2 separate regions of the Homo sapiens genome follow, and region 2 is linked to region 1. Evidence: chromatin contacts called from ENCODE Hi-C data. All regions are on one chromosome and are shown on one strand. The core of a region is the stretch at or near the end of the contact, and the rest is flanking DNA. Distances in the headings are between cores, read along the strand shown.

Region 1 (7,000 bases), core at 3,611-6,110:
AAGATTAAGGACTGAGGACTGATGGGGGCTCATAAACTATATGAGTAAAGTTTTAGCCAAAACAGAAGAAAAAAGGGTGCCCAAACAAGTCACCTTAAAATTTGATGCCTGTGCTGTCATTAATAGTAATAAGTTAGAAATAAGGTGTGGTTCTCTTAATTAGAAAAGAGGCTATATGGCAGAAAATAAATACATCTGTCATAAATTAGGACTGTGTGGAAATAAATGTAAATACTGGTCTTGTGTCATTTAGGCCACTTGGATTTAAAAAAAATGAAAAGGATCCAGTCCACCTTCAGAAAGGAAAAAAATGGCCCTTCCTCTACTAAGGGACAATGTAACCCCTTAGAGCTAGTAATAACCCATCCCCTTGAACCTCGCTGGGAAAAAGAGAAGCGTGTGATCTTAGGAATCGACGGGGCCAGACTGGATCCTCGAGTAAGTATCTTGGTTCGAGGAGAAGTTTACAAACGCTCTCCAGAGCCAACGTCTCAAACTTTCTATGATGAACTAAATGTGTCAGTACCAGAAATTCCAGGAAAAACAAGAAATTTGTTTTTGCAATTAGCCGAGCACGTAGCCCAGTCTCTCAATGTCACTTCACGTTATGTATGTGGAGGAACTGTAATAGGAGATCAATGGCCATGGGAAGCCCAAGAATTAGTACATACAGACCCAATTCCTGAGGGATTCCTGGCTCAAAAGAATCACCCTGATAATTTCTGGGTCCTAAAAGCCTCAATTATTGGACAATATTGCATAGCTAGAGAAGGAAAAGAATTCACTCACCCCATAGGATGACTTAGTTGTCTGAGACAGAAACTGTACAATGGTACCACAAAAACAATCACTTGGTGGAGTTTGAATCACACAGAGAGAAATCCATTTAGTAAATTCCCAAAGTTGCAAACCGTGTGGACCCACCCAGAGTCCCACCGGGACTGGACAGCCCCCACTGGATTATACTGGATATGTCAGCATAGAGCTTACACCAACTTACCTGACCAGTAGGCAGGTAGTTGTGTTACTGGCATGATTAAACCATCTTTCTTCCTACTGCCCATAAAAACAGGTGAACTCCTGGCTTCCCTGTCTATGCTTCCCGTGAATAGAGAAGCATAACTATAAAAAATTGAAAAAATGATAAATGGCCCCCTGAGAGAATCATACAATATTATGGGCCTGCTACTTGGGCACAAGACGGCTCGTGGGGATACCGGACCCCCATTTACATGATCAACCGAATCATATGGTTACAAGCTGTCTTAAAAATAATCACTAATAAAACGGGCAGAGCCTTGACTATTCTGGCCTGGCAAGAAACTCAGATGAGAAATGCTATCTATCAAAATAGATTAGTTCTTGACCACTTGCTAGCAGCTGAAGGAGAGGTCTGTAGGAAATTTGACCTTACTAATTGCTGCCTACACATAGATAATCAAGGGCAAGTAGTTGAAGACATAGTTAGAGATATGACAAAACTGGCACATTTGCCCGTGCAAGTGTGGCATGGATTTGATGCTGGGGCCGTGTTTAGAAAATGGTTCCCAGCGCTAAGAGGATTTAAAACTCTTATAATAAGAGTTATAATAGTAATAGGAAGCTACTTACTGCTCCCTTGTTTGCTACCTGTACTTCTTCAAATGATAAAAAGCTTCATTGCTACCTTAGTTCACCAAAATGCTTCAGCACAAGTGTACTATATGAATCACTATCGATCTGTCTTGCAAGAAGACATGGGTAGTAAATATGAAAGTGAGAACTCCCACTATTGAGTGAGAGTCTCAAATAGGGAGAATAAGGGAGGAGACCACCCCTCATATTGTCTTATGCCCAATTTCTGCCTCCAAAGAAAGAAAAAGTAAAAACTAAAAGGCAGAAATGAAATCCACAAGCAGACAGCCCAGCGCCACACCCTGGGCCTGGTAGTTAAAGATCGACCCCTGACCTAATCAGTTATGTTATCTACAGATTACAGACATTGTATAGAAAAGCACTGTGAAGATCCCTATCCTGTTTCGTTCCGATCTAATTACCGGTGCACGCAGCCCCCAGTCACGTACCCCCTGCTTGCTCAATGGAGCACGACCCTCTCACACGCACCCCCTGAGAGTTGTGAGCCCTTAAAAGGGACAAGAATTGCTCACTCAGGGAGCTCGGCTCTTGAGACAGGAGTCTTGCCGATGCCCCTGGCCAAATAAACCCCTTCCTTCTTTAACTCGGTGTCTGAGGAGTTTTCTCTGTGGCTCATCCTGCTACAGTAGTTCCTGGGTTCCCAGTAGGAAAAGAGGCCAACCCTCAGTAAGCAAACACTTTTCAAGTTTTTACTTGTATCATACTTGCTAATGCCCTCTGACCAAAGCAATTTGCAAGGCCATGCCGAGATTCTAAGGATGGAGAGAAAAACTTCACCTCTTTTTTGAGGAGTCGCAAAGTCACATTGGGAAGAACGTACCTACATGGATGGGAAAAAAATGTGGCCGTTTTTTCACTCTACCACAATTCCATTGATTTATATTCCATTCAATATCTACTATGTTGACCAATTTTGAACCATTCTTGTTTCCTACTTAATGTGAAAAAAAATACAGTATCATCTTTAAACCCTTCCTTTTTCTTTCACCCTGTCAATGTCTTCACTGTAAACCATGCTAGCACATACCAAATATATATATGTGTGTGTGTGTGTGTGTGTGTGTGTGTGTGTGTGTGTGTGTGAAATCATTTCAAATTCTTATTCTGCATACTGGGAGAAAATAAATTCTAGACTTATTTGGTACTGAAGTCATTAATACCAAAGAATTTCCATATTAATATTACTACTCATTGATTTACTGTGTCAGTATGACTCTGTTACACCTCGTATCTGCCAATAGTGATTAAGCGCTGAATGGCATTTACCTGTAACATTTGTCTACTATGAACTGTTTTCAGGAAGATTTAATTTACACATTTAAGGACAGTAGAGCCAATATAATGTTGTTTAAAAATAGCATTTCTTAACTGCTATAAGACATCTATGAGTCTTCAACCCTATTATTCTGTCTCTTCCTTTCGTTTTTATTAATGACATTGCAGCACAGCTGAAGGCATGTCACAATTTATCATTTATCTTGAATATAGAACATGGATTAAAACAATAAAATTAGTCACCTATATATTGGCTTTCTTTTTTTTAACTTTTCAATTAGATTGACATCATTAGGAAAGACATTGACTATGAAGTACATCAAAATGAAGAACAAGTGGATATATTTTCACATGAATCCAGTTTTGTAAGTGGCTTATTAGGAAAGTGAGGTGGGAAAAGCAGTGGGAACGCGGAGGGCTATATCCTTTCTCTAGCTTGGCTGCTAACTCATTATTTATCTCAACAGGGTTACATCTCTCTAAGCCATAATTTATTTCTCTATAAATCTATGAGTTGGGAGTAACAAGCTGGTTTTCCCCAGGTATTAACAGAGCTACTTCCAGGGTTCACCACAATTGTAACTTGGTTTCACTTCTGATTTTACATTTAACTTTAAAAAAGAAAACTGAAAATTTTCACGTGTGGATGCTTTATTCATCAACTTTTCATACTTTGTGTTTGTTGTGGAGTGAATGCTGGATTAATCCCTTTTTTGAGTGTAACAGATAGTCTCCTCTGCATTTTTTGCTTAATTAAAATTGCCACTCTACTATGGACTCAATTATGTCCACTAAAAATGTATATGTTGATGCTGTAATCCCCAAATGTGATAGTATTCAGAGATAGAGCCTTTGGTAGATGAGGTTGTAAGGGTGGGGCCCTAATGATGAGATTGTTGCCCTTATAAGAAGAGACACCAGAGAGCTTGATCACTGTCTCCACCATGTAAGGACAATGAAAAGGCAGCCAGATAGAATCCAGGAAGAGAATCTGATCCTGCTGGGCTTCTAACCTCCAGAGTTCATCTTGGACTTCTAACCTCCAGAACTGTGAGAAATGAAATTATTGTTGTTTAAACTACCCAGTCTATGGTATTTGATATAGCAGCCTGAGCTGCCTAAGACATCTTTTTCTGACTGTAACAGAATAAAATCTTTTCTGCATCCTTTGCTTCATTAAACATTTTTAATATATAGATTTTTAAATTTATGAGAGTTTTATGGATATTAGGCAACCAAAACAAAGCGACAAACTCATTAGGATGTTACAGGCTTTATAAGACCCCATGAATTCCCTCCCCCATCTCAAAGTCACTTATTTATTAAAATGACCTTAATTTTCCATATGATTTTTGTTAAATACATACTACCAGTTTCATTGTGTGTATTTTTTATTGTATTAAAAAGTTCCTTCGCCTATTCTGTATGTCCACATATAAAATAGCCTGTGACAAAAATATTCTACACTGAGAATGTGAAACTTGAGAAAAGGAAAATAGCTGAGAGCAGTCTGAGATCTGCAAAGTATGCAGACCCAGAGAGACGTGGGTATGGGATTCAGTCATGCTCACACCCCACACCCATGCCTAGGGGAAATTGTTTAAAGTCATTTTGTTCCTGACTGCCTCACTCAATACCTTCATGTTCTTAGAATTTATGATACAAAGAACAATGCTGAGCCAATCAATGGCTTATATTATTTTAATGTAAATCCTCGGTAAAAACCTCAGGAACTGACTCTTTCTTTCCCTTTAAAATCCACTTGTTACTGTTGCTAATCAGAGTGTATATTCAGGACAAATAGAATCTATGCTCTTGGGCTGCAGCCCTCAAACTTGGCCCAAGTAAACTCTGCTTAGTAATAGATTAATTTTAGCTCAGCAGGTTCCTTTGAGATAGGCATATCTGGCATCGTCAGCAGGATTCAGAGTGACTCATTCTCACCACCAGGTGCGGTGTTTCTGCCTGAAAGCAGTGCTTGATACCAGCACGAACTCTGCATCTTCAGAAGTCCCACTGGGTGTTCTGGGTAAGTTCTCCAGAATTAGGACCTCCCACTCCTTGGTTGAAATATAGACTTTATTTGGCTGTTTTTCAAACTGTCTCTTTTCTTTAAGAGAGGGCTTTGGTCTCTGTCTTTGGACACAAGCTCCAAGTAAAGAGCTCTGTAGAAAATGTCTTTTTGCTGCTGTGTCTCACAGGAGAGGTTCAGATCAAGGTTCTTCCACCTCTGCCTCAGGACTGGAGGCTTAGGTCAAGGTTTTTCTGCCTCTGTCTCACAGCAGAGGTTCAGGTCAAAGGATTGGCAGTTAGACACGGATGGTTTTGTTTTATATGGCCTACTTTTAAGATTAAAACTGTTTCTTCTGCTTAAAAATTCAGACCTATCCTTTTATTTGAGACCAATTCCTGTTAGTTTCTAACCGAAAAGTGTTCCCTCTTTTTGCTCTTCCAAACAGGTACACTATGAAAGTCTGGTCCTCATACACTGAGCACACTATTGCTCCCTGGAAGTTAGAGACAGTCTGAGATAAGTTACACTTTCACCCTAAATACATTCCCAGGCTTGACACTTTTGAAAAGTTCCTAAATTATGGGAAGTCAAGCATCAAAATTAGAGTATTCCTTTTAGAAACACCAGCTGGATTTATGTATAACACTCGTGGGGTATCCTCTTGTAAAGGCCTAGGAAAGTGGACCCACCTAACCTGGTGATACAGAAGGCAGAAATTATTTAGGCAGATAGTGAGGGCAACAGAGTTCTTGGCAGAGCTTCCCTTCTAACAAAAAGCAGCCCCCCAAATCATTGCTTTTCTAACAAAGAGCAGCCTGAAAAATAGAGCTGCAAACATAGATAATCAAGCAGGAAGCTTGCACGGGCGAATGCTGGCAGAGGCACCAATAGAAAAGGGCCACCTGGGGGCCAGGCATGTCCAACACGGAGGCTCCATCTTCCCTTTTCTTGTTACCATGTGTAGAGTAAAGAAACGGGCAACATGGCACAGCTCAGGCAGAAGACCCGCCTGCATAATAAAAGATTATGGTAGGGGTGGCCAGAAATTCATACCCTATGCACACGGCACATCTAGTCCCAACCAGTTTTTCATGACCTATGCAAGTGGCACACCTGGTCCAACCAATGTTTCACACCCTGTGTAAATCAAACACTGCCTCCTCACCAGGCATCTATAAAACCCCTTGCATTTCACCATGGATCCGGCAACCCATTTTTCTGGACCCCTGTCTGCAACAGAGAGCTCTTCTCTTTCTTTTGCCTATTAAACTTCCACTCTCAACCTGACACTTTATGCATCTGCATCCTAGATTTCTGTGTCTGTGAGACAACAGATCTTGGGTGTTACTCCACAATGAGGCCATTTCACTGGGACGATCATAAACAGCAGTAACCAAAATAAGAATCCTTTGCTATGTTGAAAATAATTCTTTGTGCACACAATTGGAAAAAAAAGCTGGTTTTTGCACCACACAAACTGAATCAGAGTAGTTTGTTTGTCTTGAATTAAATCTGGTAATAAGAAATTTAAAAAGATTCTTTCTTAGAGCTCTATGGTCAGAAGTCAGCTTAACTAAAAGCTGACATTTAGGCTATAATTTTAAAAATAAGAATAAAAGGGGCTTTCTGCATTTTCTTCTTTTGGATCCTGTTTTGGGGGATTTTTTTCCGTTGACTGAAACTCTTTTTAAATGTGTTTGATCCCTCTGGTTACTTCCTATCTTGTTGGCATAATTTTTGCTGAGAAAAATGTAAAACATCATTTGCCTTTTAGAAAGCTTAACATGCCCCCAAATTGGCTCTTATAAGACTTATTCTTTTGTTTCTTTTCACTTCTGATCCTTTTTTCACTATTTTTGATACCACAAATAATAGTAGTAATAATAATAATAAAATAATATAGTATATCTCTAGAGGAGATATATTGTATTATTGTCTTTCAAAATTGTATGATATTCCTAAAATTATGATGTGTTAACATATGTTGTCAGACACAAATATGGTTATTATGTTACACTGTCATTCGCCACAGAATTTCCTTGTCAATTGTGTTTTTAACCATGGTTAGTCTAAGTC
Region 2 (7,260 bases), core at 3,533-6,032, 1.6 Mb before region 1:
ATTTCCTAAATGCACACGATAACAAGGGATGTTACTGAGAACCTGTGGCAGGGTCCTTCCGAAGGGACAGACAGAGCAACCCTGTCCTCGAACAGACACAGCGGGTAACCAGCTCAACTACTGGTTAGCAGGATGTAGGCTTTTTATTTAATGCAGGTCTAAGAGTCATGTCCCCTGCCCATGGCAGGTGGCACACAACCTTCTCTGCACTTGTACCCATTATGTGTGGGTCGTGCTCACTCTGTTGTCTATTGACAGCCCCAGTGATGCCTGCCATGTGGGGCTCCCTGCTGAGCCTGGCCCACGGGGATAGGGGCCAGACCTATACCATCTATCTGCTCTGCCATGTGTTCTGCGCTCTGAGAGGTGCTCCCTATTGCTCCCTGTCCCAGACTCACTGCATCCTGGGTTCTGGTTCACTTAGTGAATGCCTGGGACGTTCTTCGGGCAGGTCATTCTCACTGGACATGGCAGCCTTGCTCATCTGTCCCCTTCATTTATGCCACAGCCCCTCTCAGCCCCTTGTGGTGAGCAGCTCCCAGACTGCTTCTACCCATCTGCTTCTGACTGGGGGTGTTGGACTTTCATTGAGTTTTCTTTTAAAATTGCCTTTATCAGCCGTCTGCAGTCCATCATCACAAAGGTTTCTTCTGGTCTTGTAGAAGATATGCATCACATTTTATCCTGAAATCAGATTTAACTCAAGATGACCACTATTGCCATCCTTAAATATGTGTCATGAATAACTGCCATTTTAAGTGCGTACTAGGTACCAAACAGGGCTTTAAACACCATAGTCTATTTATTCTTTACCACAACTCTATGAAATAGGGACCACTATCATCTCACTGCACAAATGGGGACACTGAAGCACAAGCATTTAAGTAACTTGCCTTGAGTCACACAGCTAGTGAGTGGCACAGTTGAGATTCATACCAGGCCAGCCAGCCCCTGACTTTGAGATCTTAACCATTGCTTTCTGTTGTTCCAAGGTGGCAAAGATGTTTCTCTGTTTTACTCATTCTCAACACTTAGAACAGTATCAAGTTCACGCTAGATACTCAATAGATATTTTTCCAATGAGAAATGGAAAAATGAATGAATGAAAGAGTGTTTTCTCCAACTCAGGGAGTCTCGAAGAAAGCATTCACCTTATGTTTAGATGGGTGGCTCTCAACTTCGAGCATGCATCAGAATCCTTCATAGAGCTTGTTATAACTCATGTTCTGGGCCCCCCACCCCAGAATTTCTGATCCAGTAGGTCAAGCCTGAGAATTCTCATTTCTAAAAGTTGCCAGGTGCTGCCGAGGCTACTGGTTGGTGTACCTCATTTTGAGAAGCTCCTGTTTGGAGTAAAATTCCATCATACTTTTGCAGCAGGAGTGGGAGCTGCAGTAAGAGGGCAGGAGCCAGTGACTCAGTGCCCAGTGGTCTGCCCAGTCCAGGCAGAGACAAGCCTGGGACTCAGATGCTCCTCTTCCTGCAGCCTCTAGGACCAGCAGCCAGTGCTGGTCTGAGTCTCACAGTGACCAGGTCTCAACTGGAACTCCAGGTTCAGAGTGAAGATTAAACCATAATAAAAGCTTTCCTTTATAAATCACCCACCATACACTAGGCATGAAGACACACACACACACACACACACACACACACACATACAAACAAACACATACATCTCAATGCATTTTTGCTGTAATGGCATATGTGTGGCCCTAAACATCCTTGGGTTCTTTAAGATTGCGTGTAAAAGCACAGGGCTTAGAGGAAAATAGTTAAAGCAAGCCACTCAAAATCTAGTAACCGCAAAGCTGACAAAACCAACTAAAAATGAGTAATGAAAACACCAGCAGAGTATGTAGAATGTCACTGGTATGTGTACCAGCAACACAAGCAGTCTATTCTTTGCCACCTTAAGCCATGGGATGTGTACGTCCTCTTTTGAGATTAGGTTGTGGAGACTGCTTTCTATCTAAATTAAAAATTGGATTGAGGGTGTGGCCGTCTTCATTAGCCCACTGTTTTACTACAGGAGGATTATCTCTACTCATAGCTACACCAAATAGCTTAACCTCATGGAAAGCTTAGTAGTTCTAGTAGCCTCTAAGCCAGCCACTTTGCAGTAAAGAAAGGCACTTCTGCAAATTGTCAGCTTTTACCTTAAGGCTTTATATATTGCTATGGCCTTCTCTTTAACTGTGAGAAAGTTGCCCTGCCCCATTCCTTCAAAACATGCATGTGCTAAAACCAGATCTCATAAACCAACGCAACCACCTGTATCGTAACATATGGGACTGTTTCTGAGTTGGCAAAGCTTGGATTTGAACCCAGAGCTGACTGCGAAGCCCATGCACTTTCTCCTCTATTCTGCTGCCTTTTTTTTAGAGGATAGATATGCAAAAACAAAGCCAGTGGATGTGTGCTGTAGTGATGTGTTCGATAAAAAGTGGCCAGCAATGTGGCCACTCAGAAGTACCTCTGCCTTGGATGGGAGCTGCTTGAGGGCCAGGATTGTGTAGCGACTCCTGTCTTCCCCAAAGGACCTAAAAAGTGCCTCACGCAGAGAAGTTGCTCAATACACATTTTATGAATGCAATTGTATCTGAATCAATAGTAATAAACACAAGCCAAACATAAAAGTCATTCTTTCAGGAAACAAACATTATATTTTATTTAATAGGCTGGGAGGTTGATGGGGATGGAGAACATATTTGACACTTTGGTCTGTGTCAGGCTTTCCTGGGTTGAGCCTGGAAATTACCTTGGTGCATATAGTTCAGGAAGGTTTGCCAAGGCAGCCATACTCGGGCTGTAGGAGCTGGGACACAGCCATGCTACACAATTTGTGGAATGCATGTTGTCTTTTGACACTGTGTGTGCATATGTGTTGGGGAGGGACCGTGGGTGGGCCCTGGGGGCCAGGCTGTGGAGTCACAACAATGTGACAAGGTGTATTAGTCAGGTTTCTCTAGAGGGACAGAACTAATGGGAGATATATATATATATATATATTTTTATATATAGGATAATATATATATATAGTATTAACTCACACAACCACAAGGTCCCACAAGGGGCTATCTGTGGTCTGAGGAGCAAGGAGAGCCCGTCCGAGTTCCAAAACTGAAGAACTTGAAGTCTGATGTTTGAGGGCAGGAAGCATTCAGCACAGGAGAAAGATGTAGGCTGGGAGGCTAGGCGAGTCTCCCTTTTCACATTTTTCTGCCTGCATATATTCTAGCCATGCTGGCAGCTGATTAGATGGTGCCCACTCAGATTAAGGGTAGGTCTACTTTTCCCAGCCCACTGACTCAAATGTTAATCTCTGTGGCAGCACCCTCACAGACACACCCAGGATCAATACTTTGTATCTTTCAATCCAATCAAGTTGACACTCATTATTAACCATCATACGAGGGGTGTGTGGAGGTTATGTAACCACCACTTGCAAACCTCCAAAGGGCTGCAGAGGGACACACGTGCTCTGTTTGGCTCTAAGGGCAGGACGAAGCCCGTGGGTGGAGAATTCATCCAGTCCATTCAGAGACCCATCTCACAGACATGCCCTTGTTTCTAAGTTGTTTGTGTTTGTTCTGAGTTTCATGTTCGACTGACTCTTCAGTGAAATCACAAGGGCCTCAGGATCAAAACTGCTCCGTCAACCAGTGTTGGATTTGCAGCGGCCCCTGCAACATGAAGGTGCTGAGGGTATGGGCTTCAGAGTCAGACAAACTCCAGGTGGATCTCAGCTCTGCAGACGCGGACTTGCTGCAGGACCACGGGCTCAATGAGCCTCTAATTCTTGTTTGTAAAAGAAGGATCGTAATCGATTTCACAGGGTTGTTTGTGAGCCTTAAGTGAGATAAAGAATTGTAGAAAGGGGCTGAGTACCTGGTCAAGCCCTGTAGGTGGCAAAAAGGGGTAAATGATAACAGTAGGCTTCCAGATCTTCTGATCTATTTGGGGTGACAAGACACGCTGAAAGCAGAAAATAACCAAGTACATATTTCAACGGGCTGATGAGTGAGTAGTCTAGAGAATACTGCACGGACCAGTTTGTTTCTTTTGCAGAGCTAGTGTTCCAAAATGACTTGTTGCAGGAGGTCAGGATGACTCTTTGGGCACCCTTTGCTCAACCTTTAATTATAAAAACTATTAGCAAAACGGAGGGATGTTTCTTTTAACGTTTCAACATCTTCCTTGCCCTCATCTGTACGCTAGATGTAGGTTCAAAAGTAAAGCAAAGGTGCTCTTAAGATATCTCTTGAGGGGATGTGTGTTTCTATCCATGGAATGTTCCTTATCTCCCCTCTCCATCATCCTCTGCAGAGATAGACAGAGAGCACTTGAGAGGAAGATGACAGGAAGACTTTACAGCCGGCACCGTGGAAATAGCCCCTTCGGGGAACAGGATGTGGCAGGGATAAACCTGTATTTGGAGTTTTTAGCAAGGCCCAGCAGGATGACTAATGCAGGAAGGTGCCAGTCAGGGAGCTGGCAGATGTCTCTTCAAAACAAGGGGAGCGTTCCCTCAAATATTTGCCTGTCAGCCTTGCGGAGGCGACCATTTTTAGCTCTTCAATAAATTGTCCCTTTGTGGCAGTAGCAGCTAAGCCTCCTGACGTCATCTGCAGGAACCTTATTTGGTTTTGTTGGGGAAGCATTTCAAGCTGAGAAATGCACATGCCTCCTCCCGGATGTGACATTCATCTGCTGAGCTCAGCCCACACACCTGTGCCTCTCAGCAAAGCCACATGTGCTGTTTCGGGCAGAGGTTGACAAACGTCAAGGCTGGCTGCTCTCAGTTGCTCTATTATCTCCTTCCTGCTGCTGTCTTCCGGTTCCCCTCATTTTTCGTGCATTTGCAACTGTTGACAGGCTGGGTTGCTGAGGGTGGTTACCTCTGACATGCACTCCTCCTGGCATTTTCTGAATATCATCGTTCTGAAGTGTGTGTCCCCCAACACGTGGGTGGAGATGAATGGGTATTCCATATTCAGTGATTGGAGGTAATGCTGGATTTATTCTCTGACATGAATTTTGTGATTGTAAATGTCACAGACTCACACTGTTTTTAAATATGTTTATGACTTCAGAGTCAATGGGAATCTGAATTTCAAGAGCTCATTATTTCTCTTTCCAGGAAGGGGAAAACAAAACCCGTACAGACATAATAACATCTGCTGAGTTTATTTGGTGCCTGACATCAGTGATGTTGGATTTGAACTGTTCTCTAGCATCCCCTGCCCCTTTTTTATTGGGGGAAAGGGTATGATCTGCTAAAGAAAGCACAGGTTTTGAGTTCTAGTCTCTCCACTTTGCCTGAGTGCATGAGTGGCCCCTACGGTAAAAACAAAAAACAAAACAAAACAAAACAAAATTGATTTTGCTGAAAATGAGCAATATGTTCACATTGTGCATCAAATATCTTGGTTTTGTATCAAAATGAGTCTAGCCTTTATAAACCAGCATGCTAACTCTTTCCTCAGCTTCAGTTTAGGGGTTAATTGTAATGTTTAAAAACAGAATGACATCGTCTCAGGCCTCTAGAATATGGAGTAAGAAACAGATCAAGAGAAAAGGGCTCTCCCCAGTCCAAGCTCTGCCATTCGCTGATGCTACATCCTGGATAAGACCACGAATCTGCCTGAGCCTCACTGTTGTCGTCTGTAAAACGGGTGCTGTGATTGCCAACTCACTGGGCAGTCCCCGGTACTAAATGAGCTAGTGTGTGTGTGAAATCACTGAACTCATAAGATTTGCTCATATACACATGTTGGGTTTAAACAGAGGAAATCTCACCATAGTCTAGGCCAATTCAAAATTGTAGAGCTCTGCAGAGGGAGCGGGAGAGGAAGGAAAAGAGTGAAGGAGGGAGGGAGAGAGAGGGGGAAAAAGAGAAGGGAAAAGGGGATGGGAGCGAGAGAGAGACAGAGACAGAGAGACACTGGATTTTTCCTAAAAAATCTCAAGAAAGATATTTCCTCCAAAAGAAATACTTTGCACAGAAATAAGACCATTTCAGATCACACAAGAATAATAGTGTACATTTATTGAACACTTACTAAATACTGTATCCTATACATTTTCTCTAAAGAAGAATCCCCTAGTTTTCTACATGGAATGGGGATAAGCCTGGCTTGCAGGTAAGTCTCAAAGAATTTCTGAAAAATGTATGTTCAACCTTATTATGAATGTATTATACCATTTAATGCTCAAAACAACCCTATTTAGTACAAGTATAATATTAAATGTATTTCACATACTTTTTCACTTCCTTTCTGGATTACTCATGACTACCTTTTAGGTCACAATCAAGGTTAAGGTAGAAGCATCTGCCCCAAGGACCCCATCTAGCATATCCACCAGGGTCATGTAGAATTCCTGCTGAATTCACCTTTGGATTGCTGCAGACATTTCTGCAATTAAAAAGTAATAGTTCTTCCTGTTTGAATAGCATTCCTTTATATTTACCAAATGCTTTCCTGTACAAAATTTTATATAACCCTGAACAAACCTCTGTGAAGCAGATATTAATCTCATTTGCAAATGAGAAGCATAAGAACTATGTGAGTTAAATGACTTGGTTAAGGTCACCAAGTGGTAACACTAGGATTTGAACCACAGTTATCCAATTTGATGTCCACTTTTCCTACAAACCACCCCAAATTTAGGGTTGTCAACCAACAACCCGTATATTATGCTCACAGACCCTGTGGGTCAGGAATTTGGAAAGGTCATGGTGGCAACTCTTTCTGCTCCATGTTGTCTGGAGCCTCTTCTGGGAAAACTGAAAGGGTGGGGTGACTTGACAACTGGAAGCTAGAATTATCTGAAAGCTTGTCACTCACTTGTCTCACGGTTGAGGCGGGCTATTCACTGGAACCTCAGTGAGGACTATTGGTCAGGGCACTTACACGTGGCCTCTCTATGTGGCTACTTGGGCTTCCTCACAACATGGTGGTTGTGTTCCAAGAGCAAGTGTTCTAAAATGAGGTAGGCAGAAGTTGTGTCACCTTTACAACCTAGCCTTGGAAGTCATATTGCATTACATCCACCACGTCACCAACCTACCCACATTTATGGGGAGGGAAACAGACTTCACCTCTCTGTGGGAAGAATGTCAAAGTCACATTAGAAGAGCAGATGGGATGAAAGATGTTACTGCGGCTGTATTTGAAAATACAACCTGTTACCAACTACTGTACACTCTACTGAAGGAAACAGGGCTGCCTTATTGATTTCAGGAGACTGCTTTAGGAA

The links. Hi-C counts contacts between places; a loop is a spot of excess contacts on that map. Pooled maps may share reads with other maps.
Region 2: a loop to region 1 is called in a map with no recorded cell type, with 7 times the contacts of the local background. The contact joins two enhancer-like sites. A Hi-C loop is called at or near these places in 3 of 37 single-sample maps with no recorded cell type and 2 of 50 pooled maps.

The regions. Positions count from the first base shown.
Region 1 is chr2:13,521,216-13,528,215 of GRCh38, reverse strand. It overlaps LOC105373485 (a long non-coding RNA gene), which reads left to right. Exons shown (of 2, transcript XR_922814.3): 2 at 4,861-7,000. Among named protein-coding and RNA genes, the nearest start is that of MIR3125, 790 kb to the right of the region's middle. RefSeq lists enhancers at 4,685-5,054, 4,434-5,633. Within about 2 kb of position 4,860, at least 3 of the 41 ENCODE cell types and tissues checked have a DNase peak (open chromatin) inside an H3K27ac peak, as active enhancers do.
Region 2 is chr2:15,139,798-15,147,057 of GRCh38, reverse strand. It overlaps a transcript of NBAS not described here. Among named protein-coding and RNA genes, the nearest start is that of NBAS, 420 kb to the left of the region's middle. RefSeq lists enhancers at 4,446-4,535, 4,926-4,995, 4,058-5,257 and a silencer at 4,279-4,573. Within about 2 kb of position 4,782, at least 6 of the 41 ENCODE cell types and tissues checked have a DNase peak (open chromatin) inside an H3K27ac peak, as active enhancers do.